Regions from separate parts of the Homo sapiens genome. Here region 2 is linked to region 1. Evidence: chromatin loops called from intact Hi-C (ENCODE). Cell type or tissue: mammary epithelial cell. All regions are shown on one strand. Links, peaks and the distances in the headings refer to the core of each region. The heading gives the core; the rest is flanking DNA. Region 1 overlaps DELEC1 (deleted in esophageal cancer 1). Region 2 overlaps DELEC1 (deleted in esophageal cancer 1).

Evidence for each region. Peaks named below come from ENCODE experiments on the same cell type or tissue, not always from the same donor. Only the 100,000 strongest peaks of a DNase experiment are listed, where the experiment ranks them.
Region 2: it touches region 1 in a loop (4-fold over the local background); 2 of 110 quality-filtered maps call a loop at or near these places.

Annotation. Positions count from the first base shown.
Region 1 is chr9:115,371,524-115,376,910 of GRCh38, forward strand. DELEC1 (deleted in esophageal cancer 1) reads left to right here. Exons shown (of 8, transcript NR_163556.2): 5 at 5,119-5,192. Among named protein-coding and RNA genes, the nearest start is that of DELEC1, 230 kb to the left of the region's middle. RefSeq lists an enhancer at 1,371-2,570. In mammary epithelial cell, for the core only: a CTCF peak has its summit at 2,037; DNase peaks (open chromatin) are centred at 1,708 and 1,998; H3K27ac peaks cover 2,929 bases.
Region 2 is chr9:115,202,591-115,207,977 of GRCh38, forward strand. All of the region lies in intron 1 of DELEC1 (deleted in esophageal cancer 1), which reads left to right. Among named protein-coding and RNA genes, the nearest start is that of DELEC1, 63 kb to the left of the region's middle. In mammary epithelial cell, for the core only: no CTCF peak of the experiment used is centred there; DNase peaks (open chromatin) are centred at 2,771 and 4,721; H3K27ac peaks cover 1,662 bases.

The sequences.
Region 1 (5,387 bases), core at 151-5,150:
TTAGTGAGTAAAATATGAAGAATGATTTGAGTAGTCAAGTAGATTTTGGAAAAACTGCGTTATCAAATTTTAATTGCCTCGGTTCCACAGGATTTCGATTTTTAGAGGGAGGCACGATGTATCAATTATAATAAACCTTTTCGATCACAGAATCTCTTTTTGGTAGACTATCTTGTAAGACTAATATTTTGTGACATGGAATCTTAGGCAATGAGGAACCATTAAGCAAGAAAGACAAATGATTAGACTTACTTTTAGAAGTACAAGCCAGAGATGAGTTCCAACCCACATCCCAGATTTGACCAATTAATAATGGCTGGCATTAGTGCTATCATGAAAGAAATTATGAAACTTCATCTGAACTTATCTAGGAAAAGGTAGTGATTGATTAATAATGTCTGCTGTAGAGTAAAGGATATAGAGGTGTGTCTTAGTTAGTTTGGACTTCTATAACAAAGTACCATAGATGGGTGGCTTAAAGAACCCACACTTATTTATCATATATCTTCCAGCCTCCTATCTGGAGGCTGGAAGTCTAAGATGAAGATCCTTGCAGGTTTGCATCTGGCAAAAACCTGCTTCCTGGTTCATAGATGGCCATCTTCTCTCTCTGTATGCTCACATAGTGGAGAACAGAGAGAGGAAAAGCAAGCTCTCTCATCTCTTTTTTTTTTTTTAAAGGCACTAACCTTGTTCAAGGGGATTCCACCCTTATGACCTAATTACCTCCCATAGGTCTCACCTCTTAATGCCACCATATTGGGGATGAGAATTTCAACATATGAATTTGGGGGGAAGGCAAACCTTCCACAGCAGGGTGTGATGGTTAATTTTGTGTATCAATTTAGCTAAACTATGGTGCCCAGTTGTTTGGTGAAACAGTAGTTTAGATGTTGCTGTGAAAGTATTTTGTAGACACGATGAACATTTACAATCAGTTGACTTAAAATAAACGATATTATTCTTGACAATGTGTCTCATCCAATCAGTTGAAGGCCTGAAAAATAAAACTGAAGTTTTTCAGAGAGGAAATTCTGCCTCAAGAGTAACGAGGAAATCCTACTTGAGTTTTCAGTCTGCTGACCTGCTCTGCTCTGTAGATTTTGAATTTCTAGCTTACTGGCTTGCCATCCAAATTTTAGACTTATCAGTCCCTACAATCATGTAAGAAAATTCCTTAAAGATAAGTGTGTGTGTGTGTGTGTGTGTGTGTGTGTGTGTGTGTGTATGTGTGTGTGTGTGAGTGTGAGTGTAGGTTCGGTCTCTGGAGAACCCTGACTGATACAAGGGGTGACAACAGCATGATGGCATTTGATTTTGTTGCTTTAGGTGAAGGTTGCAAGTTGGGTTACAAAGAGAGCTTGGGTGCCTGAAAGTGGTGTCAACACCAAAATGGAAAAGATTTCAGGAGAAGAAAGTTCAGATTTGGAACTTTGTCCTTTAGATGTCACCTGGACAAACAAATAGACATCCTTCAGAAGAACGTTCATTCAGAGCTAAGCAGAAGTCAGCATTATTTCCAGTGTGCAAAGATATTTTGAAGAGAATGTATATCTCCTTTAGGATCCTTCAACAGATACGCCACCTGTTTGCCTGCAGCAGTTTCCTGAGGCTGCAATTTGGAACAAATGCCTCTAGTGACAGGGAACAAAAAGAGTTGCTTTGTCCTGAAAGGAGGTTAAGAGTCATTTGAGGCTGACTATTCAAGACACACCTGAATGGGGTGTGAATTAAGAGAAAGGAGGGCCAGGTGTGGTGGCTCACTCCTGTAATACCAGCACTTTGGGAGGCCTAGATGGGAGGATTGCTTAAGCCTAGGAGTTTGAGACAAGCCTGGGCAATATGGTGAGACCCCATCTCTAAAAATAAAAGAAAAAGGAAAGAAAATAAAACAGAAAGGAGGAAAACGGTTATAGAAAAAGGAGAGGAACATCACTAAGCGAAAAGCTGAATGGAGGTGAGTCACTGGGCATGACTAAGCCATGACTAAGACCTCCAGGGTGATAGATGAAGGTCTCACCACCAGGAGAGTGGAGTAATTATTAATGCATGTTTGCCTGGTGAGTTATTTAGTTACAAAAGCCACAGCAGAGGCTCTTCATTGTAACAGCTCAACAATCATATATAGAGTTCCCGCAATGCAGACACTCACTAAACACTGGGGTCACACGGGGGAAAGACACAAGTCCAGCCTCATTTTGAATCAGTCTTTTTGTGTGTTTTAGTAGCTTCCCAAACATAACTTTGTCTTATCACTCATAGATGTAATGAGGTAGCTTGATTCTATTTATTCAACAAAGACTTATTGATTTCCTACAACAAACCATGCACTGTTCTTGCTATGGGGAATATAGTAGTGAAGAAAATTGGCTAAACTTACTCCTTGCCTTCATGGAGCTGACATTCTCATGTGGGTGACAGGAAATACCATGATAAATAAGTAAACTACACAGTAGGATCTGTGGTGATATGTTAGAGAAAAAAAATAAAGCAGCTTTATCAATCAAGAGAGGTTAGGCAGCCAACATGCAATAATTAACAAACTGGAATCTCAGTGACTTTTCCACTCGCCTAATTTTCATCGTGGGCCAGAAGGGGCCTCTGCTCCCACAACTTCACTGTCTTCCTTGCTCTAGGACTCTGACTATAGAGCAACGAATATCTGTGCTATTATAGGGGAAAAAATAAAAAGAGATTTCTGCTGGGTCTCACCTTGGGGAAGCAATGCTCAGCCTGAAATTGATGCACATTATTTCCACACATCATTCATTGGAATGAACTGATTAGTTGGATTGACCTAAAATATGGAAGCAGGAAGTACAGTTCTATCATGTGTTCAGACTGGGGGAAATCCTGTAAATATGGCAAACAAAAATAGGGTCATTTAGGTCACAGTGAGGACTTTGGCTTCTCCCATGAGTAAAATGGGAAGCCATTGGAGACTGTGAACAGTCGAGTGAGTGCAGAATGAGACAGACTTTTGTTGAGATCTTGGCTCTGTGACCCAGAACATGTGATCTATAAATTGGGGCAACAAAACCTACCTTATTAGATTGGTAGTAAGATTCACTGAGATATTTGTGTAATGCCTGGCATAAAATAAATTTTGGCAAAATGACAATGATATATTGAATTTCCTATAAACCTATTTGTTTCATCAAATGAGGATGAATTTCCCCCAAAGCAAAAACCATGTCTAATTCATCATTGAATTCTCAATTCCTAATACAAGATTGGACCCACTTCATTCCCCTAATATGTGTACTTCATTCTCCACAGGATGGCTGAGAGGAGGGAAAAGATGCAGAGAGCATCTGTGTATCCTTGCTGCTAAGAATTCACCTTTTTTAAAAAAGGGAGCTGTCACCTTGAATAAAAAAGGCTGAAGCAGCAATTCATAAGCCACAGTTAATGATCAAACTCATGGCAAGTCAGCTTTAGAATCCAGTGGAGGCATGTTCTCTGTGGCCTTATGGCTTGGGGGACTGTTTGGAATATGGTTAGCTGTCACCTTATATTTCTGATATAAGCTATGACATGCCTGTAGCTGACACATTTGTCCGCAGACTCTTTGTTCAAAGAGAAAGGTATACCACAGTTGTGCTAGTAATGGTTGCAATGCCTAGGGATAGAATTACGAAGAACTTGAAAAATCTTGCTCTTAGCATGTGTCACCATAATGAATAGATCGACGGTACAAGGTCAAACTTAATGCACAATGGGAAAGGTGGAAATTTTTTTTATTATCTTTCTTTATATGTGTCTCCTTTCACTGCATAGCTTTTTCTCCACACTCCTTTCATATTGATCTGGCAATAATGCTAACTTTGGTGCATTCAAGAGGCCCCTTTCCCCACCTTCATTTTGTCTTTTCTCTAACAGCACTTGTTTTTCATATTCTTGAACACATTCAGCTAGTGGCTGTGAATTTGGAGAGATAAGCATATAATAACTATGATGATCATACTTCTTAGTTTGCCCAGAACAGTCATGGCTTTTGCCCAATGTCTAGGTGTAAATATTAATGATAATACCTTTTATTCTCAAATTTTTCTCAGTTAGAAAAATATATGGTCCTATTTATTATAGAAATTTATCCTTTTCTGAAGGGCCACACAATGCCAGAAACTATTATGCCTTTCCACCAGCGTGATCCTAGAGTTAACTCAAAGTTTCACGTGTTGTTAGAAATATGAGGGGTTTCAAAGTCAACCAAAATAGCTGGAAGGGAAGGACATTGTCATAGTCCATCCAGGGAGTTAGCAGCCCACTCTGCTGCCAATCTCAACCAGAATTTGACCTCCCCATCAAGTTCTGCTGTCACATTATCCTCCTCTAGGAGAGGAAAGATGGTGGTGACAAAGCACTCAACTTTGGTCTCGATGGACCTGGGTTTAAACTTTGGGTCAATTAATCTATGACAGTTACTGTATTAGTCTGTTCTCACACTGCTATAAAGAACTGCTTGAGACTGGGTAATTTAGAAAGGAAAGAGGTTTAATTGACTGGTAGTACAGCATGGCTGCAGAGGCCTCAGGAAACTTAGAAATCATGGTAGAAGGCAAAGGGGAAGCAAGGCACCTTCTTCACAAGGTGGCAGAAGGGAGAATGAATGCAGGAGGAACTACCAAACATTTATAAAACCATCAGATCTTGGAAGAACTCACTCATTATTACAAGAACAGCGTGGGGGAAACTGCCCCCAAGATCCAATTACTTCTACCTGATTTGTCCCTTGACATGTGGGGATTATGGGGATTATAATTCAAGATGAGATTTGGGTGGGGACACAAAGTCAACCACATCAGTTACCTCTTAATTTAAAATTTTTAGCAGGAATACTAACATATGATTCACCCAGATTGTTATAAAATTTAATCACATAATGTCATATAATGTGAAAAAAATTATATAATGTAAAAATTGTTTAACATAGTTTATTGACACTATTGAGTGACAGCTTTTATTAGTATTATTAATAAAATAAAAATTGAATTTTCATATTACTGCAATTACCACAGGGTCTGAAACCTAGTAGTTACTATACACTTTTTATTTTGAATCTTGATATATACATACAGCAGACATTGTTTTTCAAAACAATTTCTTTCTCATTAGTACAGAAGGAACTTTGGATGTGGGAGAGAAAGACAAGGAGAAACCTGAAAGCAGCCCAGTTATGACAATGAATGGTAAGATATTCTCCTGACCTGAGATCTGCTTTTACGGAGTAAATAAATGAATGTTACATGAGCCCAGTGCAAAACAAGCAGGGTGTGATTATGCAGGCAGTCTTGGAGAAGTTAGCACCATTGTCAGCTCTGAGGGATCATAGGAGTAGAACAGCTACCACTGAAAGTAAAAAGGAATCTGAATCCAGTTGTTGA
Region 2 (5,387 bases), core at 213-5,212, 170 kb before region 1:
TCTGGTTAGAAAAATTAAATACATTCACTTTATCTTTATGATCTTGAGATATTCCTTGGATAGTAACAACAGCTCCTGACATCTGGAGACTATTTCATTTTAGACAAAACATTTGCATGGAGAATCTAATATGATCCCATGTGACATTCTTTTTGGGACAAGGTAGCTGTTGCTCAGAGAAGCAGCAGGAATTGTCCAAGGACACACAGGGTGAATGAAAGACTTGGCAGTGGGACCTGGGTCCAATAATTTCAAGACCAGTGCTCCTTCACCTATGCATGTTGTCTACTGGAGTGAAGCAAAAATATGGGTCTATAGGGCAGTATTATGCAGAATGAGTAGTTTCTTTCCATTATTAGCATAAGCCATACTCTGAAGCTATTTCTGAGACAGTCATCCTTTTCTATGTGGGTCAATGTTCCTGCAGCATGGACTTCCTTCTGGGAACAAAGCATCCTTTAGGATCTTCCTTAATCATCCTCATCAGTGTAATATGTTGCTTCCTGTCCAACTGTGCCCCATTTCCATAGGCAATTTATCTGTATCCATAGAGACACCAGAGATCTGCTTCTTACTTCAAATGTTTCATATCTAGGTTATTCTTCCTGACATGTGAGTCCAGGGCACAAGTCTAAAGCTCCCACTTACACAGCCCAGAGGGACTGAGCCCTGCTTTCCACAGTCAGGTCAGGAGCACACTGACTCCTGACTGTGGAAAATTTGTCTGTGTGCTAAGTGTAAACAGATGTCCCCAGCTGCCGGATCCTTTGGCCATATGAAACCAATCACCAACTCTACACAAACATGCATCATCAGGCTAAAATCTGAAGGTGCAATGAACTCACCCTGCTTCCCATAGGACAGTGGGTGAGTAGAGGCTGTGGGGAGTTTGGTCAGAGCAGTCCATCTAAGGGCAAAATTTGTGTGGTTTAATGAGATGAAAGTGGTGAAGCGGGGCCAAAGGAAGTGCAGCTCAGAGTTAGGATAGATACTGGTTCAATATCATCTGGACACTTTCAACCCTGTACACATGGGGGCACTAAGGTTTGGGGGTAGAAGTGACTTCCTCATGATCTCATAGCACTCTAGTGATTCCCTCAGGGTTTAATCACAGATCAGAATGCCCAGGCCAGTACTCATTCCATTATGTAAGGCTGCCTATGACACTGGCTTTCCCTTGAGCTTCTTCATGTGGAGTCCTTGCATCTCTTATGTTTTAAATCCTGGCAGTTTTGGATTGACTTTTCTAAGCCATGTGAACTTTCCTAAAGGATAAAAATGATGATGCCATTGATTGTGGGTTAATATTAGGTTAGCCTAGATGTTCTATGTACTTAATTGCATTAATAGCCCTAACGTACCATGAAGTAGGTCTTCTATTTTAAAGAAGAAGAAGCTGATACTCAGAAATGGAAAGAGGGTTGCCTAAGGACACAGCTTTTAGATGGCACAGCCTGAATTCACATCAAGACAAGTTCCAAAGACATAGTTTAAAGAATCAACGAAGTTATACTGAGGCATCTGATTGACAATATAAGATGGCTGCATGATTAATATTATTTATTCACTTAAAAGAATTTATTGAGCATTTATTATGTGTCTGGCAGTATATGTGGTTTCAAAGTTGAGCATGACATTATTCTATTAAGAAAACAGTGTAGTGGTGGAGTTGGAAATACAAACAAACCCCTCATTTATGTTGAAGCAATTGTTAAATGGATGATTGATCAGGTATAATTGGAATAGAGTAAAAGGAGTGCATCAGTTTGTCTAAAGGGTAAGAGATGGTTTGTCAGAAGAGGTGACACTTTTCTATCAAATAGGTGAGGATGGAATTCAAAGCAGAAGTTGACAGTCTGTTTAGAGAAGTGAAAACAGAACAAATTATGGAATTGTGGAATACTTAGGGAAATACAGGTCATTAGGTATTGTTAATTTGTTAAAATATAAGCAGGGAAGCTAAAAAGATGATATTAAATATACAGGTTACAAGGACCTTATAGGTTTTACTAAGGGAGTTAGAATTGTTCTCTGAGGGCAATTGGAAACCATGGATTGGTTTTAAACAAAAAACGCATGATGGACGTATTGTTTAGGATTGGATTTGATTGTTAGTAATGTGAAACTCTAAATTAATACTGGCCTAAAAACAGTAGGAGTTTGTTTTTCATCTAAAAGTCTGGCGTTACATAGTCGAGGATTAATATGATGGCTGTTTAGGAATTCAATATTTTTTCAACCATCCCCGTATGTGACCTTCAGACTCACATTCTAAACCTATAATCAGGGCAACAAGGTGGAAACAATGGTAAATAAGAAGAGAGTTACACAGAGGTACCAGTGTTCTTTTAAGGAAGGTCCTCAGAAGCTTGCACAAGACACTTCTGCTTTTATCTTATACATCAGAACTTAGTTACATGTCTACACTCAGCTGCATTAAAGGTTGGGAAATACAGTCTTTGCTCTGGATGGTCAAGAGCCCATATAAAAAATCAGGCTTTGTGGTTTTCTGCTAGAACTGAAGGATGGATATTGAGGCAAGTTATCAGTAAGTATTTTCATATTAAAGAGATCACTTTAATAACTCTGTGGAAGATGGACAAAGATATAGGGAAGACACTGAAGATATGAGACTGAGGCTGGTGATAACCATGAGGCTGGGGAATGCTTTCCCTTTCAAATGACCTAGGCTTTGCCCAATTAAGGAAATTACTGTCTTAGAGTTACTTCTTTTCTATTGAGTCAGAGGTAGATATATGTCTCCTTCAGCAAATGAGTCATACCCAAGGTTGGGTAAACTTGTTTAGATATGCAGAGTGAACCACGATATGAACCTGGTTTGGACTGTATCCTTCACAGACTTAAAACTCTGCTCATCATTCTTGTGTCCTCAAATAGCCAGATCAGATTTTTTATTCTGATTTTCTATAGAGCTAAGATAGGTAAGAGGAAGTTTCTATCCATTTCATTCTGGTTAGCTGAGTTAACATGTTTTGTCTGTTAAATATTCATGGAATTAGGATAAGAACATGAGTTTTAGAACCAAGAAAAATGGGAATGAAAAACTCAGCTCTGGTACTAATCCCAGGTTGTCTGGTTTGTGAGTTAGTCCTGATCATCACCACACCATATGGCATCCTCTGGCTCTTGGTTTACTTTTCCCTCTTCCTTAAGCTGTTCATTTTCAAGTAACATGGGGAAAGTCACACCAGTCTTACTGAGTATCCCTAAAAAATGGAGGCAGAAGAATGGACTTGATGATAGAAAAATTTATTCTTGGGCACTAAGCGTGCTCAGCTGGCTATGTCTACCTCCATACCTCCCCTTTAATATTTTTCTCCTGGCCCAACAAGTATGTCCAGGGCCCTATAAAGGAAATAATCCAGCATATGTCTAATGTTGGCTCACCCAGTCCTCATCAGCTTTGAGCCATCTCACTTTGCTTCTAATATTCCTAAAGCCCCTCTTCTTCAGAGTCCCTACTCCTCTATTTTACTCAGTTTCTCTTGATTCTATATCATGGCTTCATTCTTCTCTACAGTGTTTCTAGGAATACGAAAGAGTAGGGATGTTGTCTGAAAACTCCAAGGTTGAGATATAACATACTGTTTAATAACAGAGATGCTGAAATCAAACTGGTATGAATTTACATCTTTCCCTTACTACTATTAATTCTGGACCTTAAGTAAGTTGTGTACCTTTTTCAAGTTTCCTCATCTGTAAGAAGGAGGACAATAATAATTCCTATCTTGTATGTTATTGTCAGAATTTAATGAGTTAACAAATATATGTAATATATATGTTTTATATATATATACACATTTTGGTTTAGTGTTTGGCATATAGTTAAGTACAAAATAAATATTAGCTATTGATATTAATTTTGGGGTTGGAGGTCAAGAAATAAGGCTGGAAAGTTGGGAGGCTCCATTGTGAAGAGTGACTTAATGATTAAGAAGCTGGATTTTGGGCAAGAAAAAAGAGGGGCTTTGGACAGGAGAGTGCATTCATTTTCTATTGCTGCCGCACAACATGAAACTTAGTGGTCTGAAACAACACAGACTCACAGTTCTGGAGATCAGATGTGTAACATGGTAGGCAGATTGCATTCCTCTGGTTTTGGGGAAGCCGTACCTTTCTCAGCTTCTAGAGGTTCTCCATATTCCCTGGCTGGTGGCCAAGCATATTCCGAATTCTGCTTCCGTTGCCACATCTTCGTGTCTGCCTGACTCTACTGTGTCTCTCTCACAAGAACTTTTGTCCCAGATAGTCCAGGACTATCTCCCCATCTCAAGATCCTTAATTTAATTACATTGGCAAAGTCCCTTTTGCCATGTAAAGTAACAAATTTGCAAGTTCTGGGGATTAGAATTTGGGCTTTGATGGAGGACATTTCAGCCTACCACAGAAAGTAACATGGCTGTCTGGGGATTTTCCAGGATAGCTTGTGAGATTAGAGTTAGGAAGGCCAGTTAAGATGCTGTTGTGAGAATGTGAGAATGCTGTTGTGAGAATGTTGTGGGGAATGTGAATGTAAGCATTAGGGGCAATCAGGACACTGGGGAGGAATGGCTGCTGAAGAACTAAAATCACCAAGACTTGGCTAATGAGATTAGGAGAAGGGCTTCTTTCTAGATTTCTAGCTGCAGGGACTTTCAGCTAGGGGATGGTGGTGTCAGCAGGAGCTGGCAAATACCAGGGGAGGTGACCGACACATTGACTAAGGCTTTCTGAGAAATCTTGCTTCCTGTAGCCTGCAGCCATTCGTTATAAAACACAGAGAGCAGTCTGGCCCAGAACAGAGTTTCCCACATTTCACTCATTCTTAACAACTTTTTCCAAACCTGTCTTTTTAATGTTTCAATTTCTGAATATTTTTCTTTAAATAGACTCCAGTAAAAGTAGCTTCATCCTAAACAATTAGTTTCACAAAACCACAACTCTGATATGCCTGGATATTTGGATGCACATACTATTCATACATACTCATTAAAATGGAAATGTATTTTTCCATGCACCAGCTAAAATTATTTCTCAAACCATCAGTGCTAAGCAAACCACATATATGCAAATGTCGGGGAAATGACAAAAACACAGACTGAGAGATTCAAACCTAGACTTGAGTGTATCACTTGAGTCCCTGGACTTTTATTTCCTCATATGTGAAATAAAGATAATGTCTAACTTATAATAACTTAGTTAGATAATTAGTGTATGGAAAATGCAAGGTGCCATATCTTATAACAGGAACCCAGCCTATTATATGCATTTATATTGTTGAATCTTGTGATGTTTTTTCCTTATATATTAAATAAGTCAGTCTTTTCATAAGACCTGTCAGTTAATTTTGATAAACACACTAGGGAATTCATCGTCTTTGCAGTCTA